Linked DNA regions of Homo sapiens: region 1 is linked to region 2. The links are chromatin loops, found by intact Hi-C in ENCODE. Cell type or tissue: gastrocnemius medialis. All regions are shown on one strand.

What was found. Peaks named below come from ENCODE experiments on the same cell type or tissue, not always from the same donor. Only the 100,000 strongest peaks of a DNase experiment are listed, where the experiment ranks them.
Region 1: a loop joins it to region 2, with 13 times the contacts of the local background. A loop is called at or near these places in 1 of 110 quality-filtered maps.

What each region holds. Positions count from the first base shown.
Region 1 is chr10:13,182,319-13,187,318 of GRCh38, forward strand. It overlaps MCM10 (minichromosome maintenance 10 replication initiation factor), which reads left to right. Exons shown (of 20, transcript NM_018518.5): 8 at 615-782; 9 at 3,846-3,962. Among named protein-coding and RNA genes, the nearest start is that of MCM10, 23 kb to the left of the region's middle. In gastrocnemius medialis, no CTCF peak of the experiment used is centred here; DNase peaks (open chromatin) are centred at 2,543 and 2,963; H3K27ac peaks cover 2,320 bases.
Region 2 is chr10:13,115,523-13,120,522 of GRCh38, forward strand. It overlaps OPTN (optineurin), which reads left to right. Exons shown (of 15, transcript NM_001008212.2): 6 at 745-818; 7 at 3,366-3,518. Among named protein-coding and RNA genes, the nearest start is that of OPTN, 18 kb to the left of the region's middle. RefSeq lists an enhancer at 1,027-1,236. In gastrocnemius medialis, no CTCF peak of the experiment used is centred here; DNase peaks (open chromatin) are centred at 849, 2,024, 2,699, 3,119 and 1 weaker place; H3K4me3 peaks cover 2,160 bases; H3K27ac peaks cover 5,000 bases.

The sequences.
Region 1 (5,000 bases), 67 kb after region 2:
AAAAAAAATTAGCTGGGGCTGGTAGCACATGCCTGTAGTCCCAGCTGCTTGGGAGGCTGAGGATGGAGGATTCTTTGAGCCCAGGAGTTGGAGTGAGCAACGGGACATGATTGCACCACTGCACTCCAACCTGGATGACAGAGCAAGACTCTGTCTCTAAAAATAATAATCATCATATAATTAACCAATGATATGGAATAGATTTACTCATTTACCTAATATTGATTCATATCAGTAAGTTATTAAATGGTACTGTCATACCTTCCACTGTCCTTTTAATGATGTGTGTGTGTGTCTCTGTGTCATTAGAAAGGCAGTGCTATCCCACTCCCTCTGCTTAGACCCGAGATAACTAGAGACTCTGCTAACAAGTTTGCCACTGGCTTGCTTTATTTCACTTTCATCTCTAAAATGAGAAGGGTAATAGAATGCAAAAGCCTAGAGAATGGGTTAAAGTTATCACACATGCTGATGATACATATTTGAATAACAACAAAAAAACTTGGATTTTATGGATTATAGGCATATAGTTTTCCATAGTAAAACTCTTGAATCATAAATGAGGACGGCATAACCTACAGTTCAAAATTATAAAAAATAACTATTTGTTCCAGGGAAAAACCTTCAGCATATGGAAACTGAATGATCTTCGTGACCTGACACAATGTGTGTCCTTGTTCTTATTTGGAGAAGTTCACAAAGCGCTCTGGAAGACGGAGCAGGGGACTGTCGTAGGGATCCTCAATGCCAACCCCATGAAGCCCAAGGATGGTTCAGAGGAGGTAAGAGCCTGTTTCTGGGATTTGATTGATGATTGTCTTTACAAGTTAACTGAGTTTTATCAAAGATGTTTGATGCAGCACACAGTGGCTCACACCTGTAATCCTAACACTTTGGGGAGGCCAAAGCGGGAGGATCACTTGAGCCCAGGAGTTCAAGACCAGCCTGGGCAACATAGTGAGAACCCCATCTCTACAAAAAATGTAAAAACTGGCTGTGAGTGGGGGCACACAACTGTAGTTCCATCTATTCAGGAGGCTGCGGTGGGAGGTTGAGGCTGTAGTGAGCCCTGATTGTGCCACTGCACTCCAACCTAGGTAACAAAGTAAGACCCCATCTCAAAAAAAAAGACAAGAAAAGAAAAAAGTTTGTATTAGTCTACCTCCAGAAAATAAGTCATGCTTTTATGTGATTGTGTCTCCGTGAATCTGGCTTTTCATTTTTTGTTCATTCATTACCCATCAGTATTCTGAATTTCCACCTATTCTAAAGTGTTTTGTAACAACTACTTTTATTCCATCTTTTCAAATTAGTTACAAAGTTCCTGGAGTTTTTGAACTATTGTACTCAGGTTTCCTTGGATTCATACCTTCTTTTTTTTTTTGAAAGTGAGTCTTGCTCTGTTGCCCGGGCTGGAGTACAGTCATGTGTTCTTGACTCATTGCAAACTCCGTCTCCTGGGCGTAAGTGATACTTCCACTTCTGCCTCCTGAGTAGCTGGAACTACAGGTGCATGCCACCATGCTCTGCTAATTTTTGTGGTTTTTTTGTGTGTATGTGATGGAGTTTCGCTCTTGTTGCCTAGGCTGGAGTGCAATGGCGTGATCTTGACTCACTTCAACCTATACCTCCCAGGTTCAAGTGGTTCTCCTGCCTCACCCTCAGCAGCTGGGATTACAGGCATGTGCCACCATGCCTAGCTAATTTTTTTTGCATTTTTATTAGAGACGAGTTTTACCATGTTGGCCAGGCTGGTTTTGAACTCCTGACCTCAGGTGATCCACCTGCCTCAGCCTCTTAAAGTGCTGGGATTACAGCCATGAGCCACCACGCCCAGCCTATTTTTGTGTTTTTTGTAGAGACAGGGTTTCACTATGTTGCCCAGGTTTGTCTCGAACCCCTGGGCTCAAGTGATCTACCCGCCTCGGCCTCCCAAAGTACTAGGATTACAAGTGTGAGCCACCGTGCCCAGCATGATTCCTTATATAAATTTTTATGGTGGCATCAAGAAAGCAGTGTTTTATAGTTGAGGGGATTTTGCTCCGTTGACTGTGACAACCATAGCTGCAGTTTAAAATCAAAGTGAATTTTCATCTTCTCAAATACTAGAGTTTTGGCACTACCTACTGCTTCTCTAGGAAATTGCAAATCTAGACACAGTGTGAATAGCAACTGGCAGTTTCTCTACTCTGACCCAGCATGGAGCTTTACTCTGTTGTAGTCAGATTATTATTTTCAAGAGAAGTGAGAAAAATGTTATCTCATTCCTTGCTTTCACCAGAGAATGGCAACAAATCTTCCTCTATTGGTTAGGAATGTGTTTGGCTGCAAGTAACAAACAAACTTAAGTATAGTTTCTTTTCAACAATAAACAGTGGGGCTTATTTTTCTTACATATTAAAAAAATTCAGATTTAAACACTATAGTGATTTAAGAGTGACATCTCTGTGAGTCTCAGCCTTTCTCTCCTGGTCACAAGATGCCTTTGAAACTCTAGCCATCACTGTGAATTGGCATACCGTGGAAGGGTGCCAGTTTCTTGGAGAGGAATACCATGCACTGTTTACCAGTCCTGTGGGAGGGCTCTAAACACCTTGCCAATTTCTACTATTTCCAGATCTGGTAGGTTCCCAGATCTGGCTGGAAGCTTTGTACAAACCCAGCTGCCAGTGGTTCAGCATAAACCAAGCTACCAGCAGCTTTGCACAAGCCTGCCTACAGGAGTATGCATCCGGGAGACAAAGCACACACAAATTGGGCAAAGCACCTTAGGCAGCGAGACTCCACAGAAGCCTAGGATCTGGGTTGAGCCAGTCCACCAAGACTCAGTCAAGGCACTCCAGGCAGGCAGAGTCCTGTCTGCTCATGGCTCTCTTCACCCTGCAGCGGAGGGATTATGAAAGCACCCTGATCTGGGTTTTATAACCTGGAGGCTACTTGGCTTATTGAGCTCAAGTGTTGTAAGAGATCTTGTCCTAGGAGGGGTGAGGACAAAGCCCGAGCTATTCAGGACAGTCCCTCTTGGTACAGTCTGTCCAAGAAGAGAATTGCAAACAAGAAGGGAGAGAGCTGAGTTCAGCAAGGCCCTTGAGGGACTTGTCTCCCTCCAGTCATCTCCATTCAAGGCAAGAAGTGAAGAGGAAGGGGGAGCCAGCCTCCTAACTCATTTTGTCAGGAAAGCAGAAGCTTCCCTACCAACTCCTGTTTATGTCTGAGCATCTAGAACTTATCACATAACCAATGCTAGCTCTAAGGAGTGCTGGGAGAACAGGGAACAGGATCTATGACCTGAGGCTGAGAAGTCAGCCAGCCTAGAGAAAATCAGGATTCCAATCGCAAAGATGAAGGAAAGGATGGAAAATGGGAAAAGAACTGAAGGTGCCTTCTGCATCCCTGTTCCTAAAACGGTTATAGAGCCCTGGCTTCAAATTCCTTTAGACCACTAAAACCTCTCTCCTTTTTGAGACGGCCTCACTCTGTTGCCCAGGCTGGAGTGCAGTGGTGTGATCACAGCTCATTTCAGCCTGGACTTCCCAAGCTCTAGTGATCCTCCCACTTCAGCCCCCCAAGTAACTGGGACTACATGCACGCACTACCATGCCTGGCTAATTTTTGTGGTTTTTTGTAGAGACAGGGTTTTGCCACATTGCCTAGGCTAGTCTCAAACTCTTGGCCTCAAGCGATCCACCTGCCTCGGCCTCCCAGAGTGCTAGGATTATAGGTGTGAGCCACTGCGCCTGGCAATAACCTTCTTAAATCAGCACCAACCATTCTTTTTTCTATTCCTGCTAATAAAAGGCCATAATTTTGTCCGCCTTTAACTCCTGCCCCACCTTTTCTTACAGGTGTGTTTATCTATCGATCATCCTCAGAAGGTCTTAATTATGGGTGAAGCTCTTGACCTGGGAACCTGTAAAGCCAAGAAGAAGAATGGAGAGCCGTGCACGCAGACTGTGAATTTGGTTGGTTTCAGCCTTGTTAGGATGGTTTCTGCTAAAGAAAAGAACAGTTAGGAATAAACTGTTGGTGCTTTAGCTGTGATGACCAGTTTGGAACTGAGTTTCCCACTTAAAGGAAGAGTCAAAATGAGAAAATTTAATGTGTGGTTAATAACTGCCAGTTTAAAAAAGTGAGGGCAGGGGAAAGGTGAGGGGATTTAACCTCTTAGGAAAGTGATCTTTTATCTGACCAAGAAGTTTAAGACAGAATTTTTGTTTGCCTTTAATTCTTGTAATTCCACAGAGCAAACATGATGAAATACAATGAAAATTGTATTTTAGCCTATATTTTAACTCCATTATACCTTTTCTTAGGGCTTTTTAAAAAATAATAGCTTCATTTAGGTATAATTCACATACCATGCAATTCACCCTTTTAAAGTAAGCAATTCAGGCCAGGTGTGGTGGCTCACTCTTGTAATCTCAGCACTTCGGGAGGTCGAGGCGGACAGATCATCTGAGATCAGGAGTTTGAGACTAGCCTGGCCACCATGGTGAAACCCCATCTCTACTAAAAATACAAAAATTAGGCGGTCATGGTGGTGGGCGCCTGTAGTTCCAGCTACTCAGGAGGCTGAGGCCAGAGAATCACTTGAACCTGGAAGGCAGAGGTTTCAGTGAGCTGAGATCGCACTATTATACTCCAGCCTGGGCGATAGAGTGAGATTCTGTCTCCAAAAAAGAATATAAATAAATAAAGTCAACAATTCAGTAATTTCTAGTACATTCACAGAGCTGTGCAACCATCACCACTGTGTAATTTCAGAACCCTTTCATTGCCCCAGAAAGAAACCCAGTACCCACTAGCAATCACTCCCCAGTCTCCTCTCCCCCAGCCCCTGGTAAGCACTAACCTACTTTCTGTCTCTATGGATTTGCCTCTTCTAGACATTTCATATAATGGAATCACAATATGTGGCCTTTTCTGTCTGGCTTCTTTTGCTTAGCATAATTTTTCTCACAATTGATCCGTGCTGTAGCATTTATCAACACTTTATTCCT
Region 2 (5,000 bases):
TATAATATATAATATAGAATATATTATACATTATATATTATACAATTAATATATAATTACATATATAACATTATATATTTATATAATATATATTTCTATATCTAAATATCTAAATATATTATATATATATTTATACGTATATACCTAGAACTATCTTTGTGCATTTTTGAAGATTTTCCCTGGGAGCTTATTGGAATATAAATGTCTTTCAAATCCTGTGGGTCTTAGACTATCTTGTTCCCTAAGTGACCTGTGGTGCATACAAATTTCTAATGGGAACCAACTTGGCCAAGATGGTGCTTTGTGAATCTCATTCACAGAAACTGCCTCTTTTTTAACTTTACCTCAGTGAGTTCTAGCATTTTGCATTTTAAAGGAAGGATATGTGGAGTTGTCACCAGCTCTGTATGACCTTAACCTTGAGAAAGAGGGAACTGCCAAGGAAAGGGAGGAGCAGATAAGCTTTCATGTTTACAGAGTCAGGTAGAATGTGTATGGCGAGATGAAACTGACCTTCACGCCTTAGCTGGGATATTTATAATCCCGACAGGGCGTGCCAGGTGAGGGGAGGGTACGTTTCCATTTCCTCTGAGCCACCCCGTTTAAACAGTGCACATCTGAATGTTTGGAAGCTTCCTTGGGTTGCATGTCACAAAAATTCATCTTTTGTCTTTTTCTTCTTTTGACAAAGAATTTGTCTTGTAGACATATTGTGTTAAATCCCTTGCATTTCTGTTTTCACAGGAAGGAGAAGCAGAAGGGTCAGTAAAAGAAATCAAGCATAGTCCTGGGCCCACGAGAACAGTCTCCACTGGCACGTATGTGAAGGAAGACTCGGGCTGTCAGGCAGACAGGCTGGGCAGGCTCGTCACTGGGTGCTTGTCACCGGAGGTCAAATGTTGTGACCTGAGGAAGTAACTTCTTTATGATTTATACCAGGATCTTTCCAGAATATTTGGTTTGAATGCTATTTAATGTTGCAGCTCAAACTGGCAAAGATTAAAAACTGTTTGGTTCCTGTTTGGCTCACACTGACTGCTCTGTTCTAGTGGTGTCTCACCTCCAGCAGATGAAAAGTGAAAGCAAACTGGTTCTCAATCAAGTCAATGATTTGTTCCTAATCAAAGACATGTTTGCTCATTGGTTCCCCGGTGCCATTTGACCCAGACCAGCCTGCCCAGCTTCCATAAGTGAAATATTTTCATTTTCTTTTCCCTGCTACTTCCCAGTTATAAGCTGGCATGGCCAATACTGGAACATCTTTTGTAACAATGACTGATAGCACTCTCAGTCATTGTGGGTGTTGCCTGAAAGTGCCCAGATTTCTTATCTGTGGAGTCTCAAGTGTACCTGTCCTATGTAGATGTGAGGAAACAGACATCTTAAATAGTGGCAGGGCCTTGGGGAGGGAGGCAGACCTAGAACTGAGCGCCTGAACCTCTTGACTCTCGCAAAGCAGTGCTCACCAAGGAGACTGCTAGCTCGCCTTCTGCAAGCTGCTTACTCCTGTAATCATCTATTCAAGAGACGATTGTCTGAAAAGAACTCTAAGGATCTCTTTTTTTTTTTTTTTTTTGAGACGGAATCTTGTTCTGTTGCCCAGGCTGGAGTGCAGTGGCGTGATCTCGGCTCACTGCAAGCTCCGCCTCCCGGGTTCACGCCATTCTCCTGCCTTAGCCTCCCGAGTAGCTGGAACCACAGGCGCCCACCACCATGCCCGGCTAATTTTTTGTATTTTTAGTAGAGATGGGGTTTCACCGTGTTAGCCAGGATGGTCTCGATCTCCTGACCTCGTGATCTGCCCGCCTTGGCCTCCCAAAGCGCTGGGATTACAGGCATGAGCCACCGCGCCCGGCCAGGATCTCTTATCTCACAGACGGATAAGAGATCCATCTTTTTTTTTTTTTTGAGATGGAGTTTTTTTTTTTTTTTTTTTTTTTTGAGATGGAGTTTCACTCTGCCACTGAGGCTGGAGTGAAGTGGCGCAATCTCAGCTCACTGCAACGTCTGCCTCCCGGGTACAAGCAGTTCTCCTGCCTCAGCCTTCCGAGTAGCTGGGAATACAGGTGGCCGCCACCACGCCCAGCTAACTTTTTGTGTTTTTAATAGAGACAGGGTTTCACTGTGTTGACCAGGCTGGTCTCGAACTCCTGACCTCAGGTGATCCTCTGGTCTCAGCCTCCCAAAGCGCTGGGATTACAGGCGTGAGCCACTGCGCCCAGCTATCTCATAGATTTGTAAAACCTTCTTTGTATAACTTGATGAATGTGCATATAGAATGACTTACAAAACGTGAAAAAAATTGTCTTCCGTTATGTTTCTAAGCCCTTGTATAAGGAAGAAAGTAAGTATTAGATAATATTCTTTCGTCAAACACAGTAATTGGCATAAACGAAAGTAATTCCCTTTTTTGGTTAACAATTCTTCACGTTTCCCCCAAATTGCTTTTGTCATATTTAAAGACGTTCCTGGAAGTAGTGGGAAATAAAAAAGCCCTGGTTGAAATATCAAAGCCACTTCCTCATCATTCATATCCAGATGCAAAGACCGCTTCCTCTTTTAAGCCACATGGCTATTTTTAAAATAACAGCTCTGTACCATTTGTGAGTATCGTAATTAGTTTGAGATTGATTTCCAGGTTTGGAGTTGAAGCTTCAGAGTCCTGGAAACCGGGATTTAATCCTGGCTGTTTATTAGCTATGCGAACCTGAGTCGGTGACTGAAAGAGTAGCTGCCGTTAGCATCATCATAGTCATCCCTCATGTTTTGTAACAGTGATCATGATTCTGTTTGTCACTGATATGTCTCTTGATTTAGTCAGATTTTGAAATCGAGAAAAATACTTGACATATCAACAGAGCCTCCATTTCTCTGCTCTCATTATTTGAAACCACAAGTGAAAAAGGTTTTCTCCCCTTGACTTAAGCTGTGATGGTCTCTGTTAACTTGGAGAAAGGCCAGTGGTCTGTACAATGTGCCTTTATCTTTTGTCTGACTGCAGTCCCCTTTGAGACTAGATCTCTGGAAAGCTTGGCACCTTCAGCCACGGCTGCCTCTGCTGAACTGTTCCGTGAGTTTTGTGGTGTGGTGTGAGGTACACAGTGACTGTTTGGAGGACGTGGGTGTGTGCATTGTAAGCTGGCCTCTCCAGAGCCTCACTGAGTCTCCACACCTTCCCTAGGAAGCATGGAGGAGCTTGGCACTGGGGGTCCCAGGACCAGCTGTGCTTGTTCACTAGTTGAGAATTAGTTGGAGAATGTTCTGGAAAGCAGTTCCTTTAAGCTGGTCCCAGTTATATTGGGTTACTCTCTTCTTAGTCTTTGGAATTTTTCTGATGAAAACCTTTTAACCTTTATACTGAACAGGGCATTGTCTAAATATAGGAGCAGATCTGCAGATGGGGCCAAGAATTACTTCGAACATGAGGAGTTAACTGTGAGCCAGCTCCTGCTGTGCCTAAGGGAAGGGAATCAGAAGGTGGAGAGACTTGAAGTTGCACTCAAGGAGGCCAAAGAAAGGTATGAAATAGGTTAACTTGAAATATGTGTTTTTTTAAAACAGCTTTCCTGAGATATAATTAAGATACCATACAGTTCACCCATTTAAAGTATACATTTCAGTGTTTTTTAGAATATTCCAGGATTGTGCAACCACTGTTACTACAATATAATTTTAGAACATTTTTTCCCCCAAACAGCACTCACTGTCTGCTCCTCCAAGCAATGTGCTTTCTGTCTCTATAGATTTGGCCATTCTAGACATTTCATATAAATGGAATTATACAGTCTGTGGTTTTTTGTGACTGGCTTCTTTCACGTAGCATAATGTTTTTGAGGTTCATCTACAACGTAGCATGTATCAGTACTTCCTTTTCCTTGCTGAATAACCTTCCATTGTCTATATATACAACATTTTGTTTATTCATTCATCAGTTGATAAACATTAGAGTTGTTGCCACTTTTTACCTATTAGGAATAATGCTGCTATGAACAGTGTGTACAAGTTTTTACTGGGATATGTGTTTTTAATTCTCTGGGGTATATCGTTATGGGTGGAATTGCTGGGTCATACGGTATCGCTATTTCATATTCTAAGGAACCAGCAAATCATTTTCCAAAGCAGCTGCGCCATTTTGCATTCCCACCAGCAGTGCATGAGCATTCCACTTTCTCCACGTCCATACCAACACTTGTTTCTTACTGTTTTCACTTTGACTTCAGCCATCCTAGTGGATGTGAATTGGTATCTCATAGTTCTGATTTGTATTTCCCTAGTGACAGCGATGTTGAGCATCTTTTCATGTTGACCGTTTGTTTGATTTGGAGAAAAGTCTATTCAGAGCCTTTGCCCATTTTTAAAAATTGGGTTATTTGTCTTTTTATGTTGAATTATAAGAGTTCATTTTACATTCTGGATACAAGACCCTTATTAAATATATGATCTGCAACTATTTTCTTTCTTTTTTTTTTTTTTTTTTTGAGACGGAGTCTCGTTCTGTCACCCAGGCTGGAGTGCAGTGGCGCAATCTCGGCTCACTGCAAGCTCCGCCTCCCGGGTTCACGCCATTCTCCTGCCTCAGTCTCCCGAGTAGCCGGGACTACAGGCGCCCGCCACCACGCCCGGCTAATTTTTTTTTTTTGTATTTTTAGTAGAGACGGGGTTTCACCATGTTAGCCAGGATGGTCTCGATCTCCTGACCTCGTGATCTGCCCGCCTCAGCCTCCCAAAGCGCTGGGATTACAGGCGTGAGCCACCGCGCCCGGCTGATCTGCAACTATTTTCTCCCATTCTGTGGATCGTCTTTTCCCTTGATGGTATCATTTGCAGCACATTTGTTTTTATTTTGATGTAATACAGTTTATCTCCTTTTTCTTTTGTCACCTGTGCTTTTGATGTCCCATCTGAGAAACCGTTGCCTAACCCAAGGTCACAAAGATTTACTCCTATGTTTTTCTCCTAAGAATTTTGTAGTTTTGGCCTGGCGCGGTGGCCAAAATTAC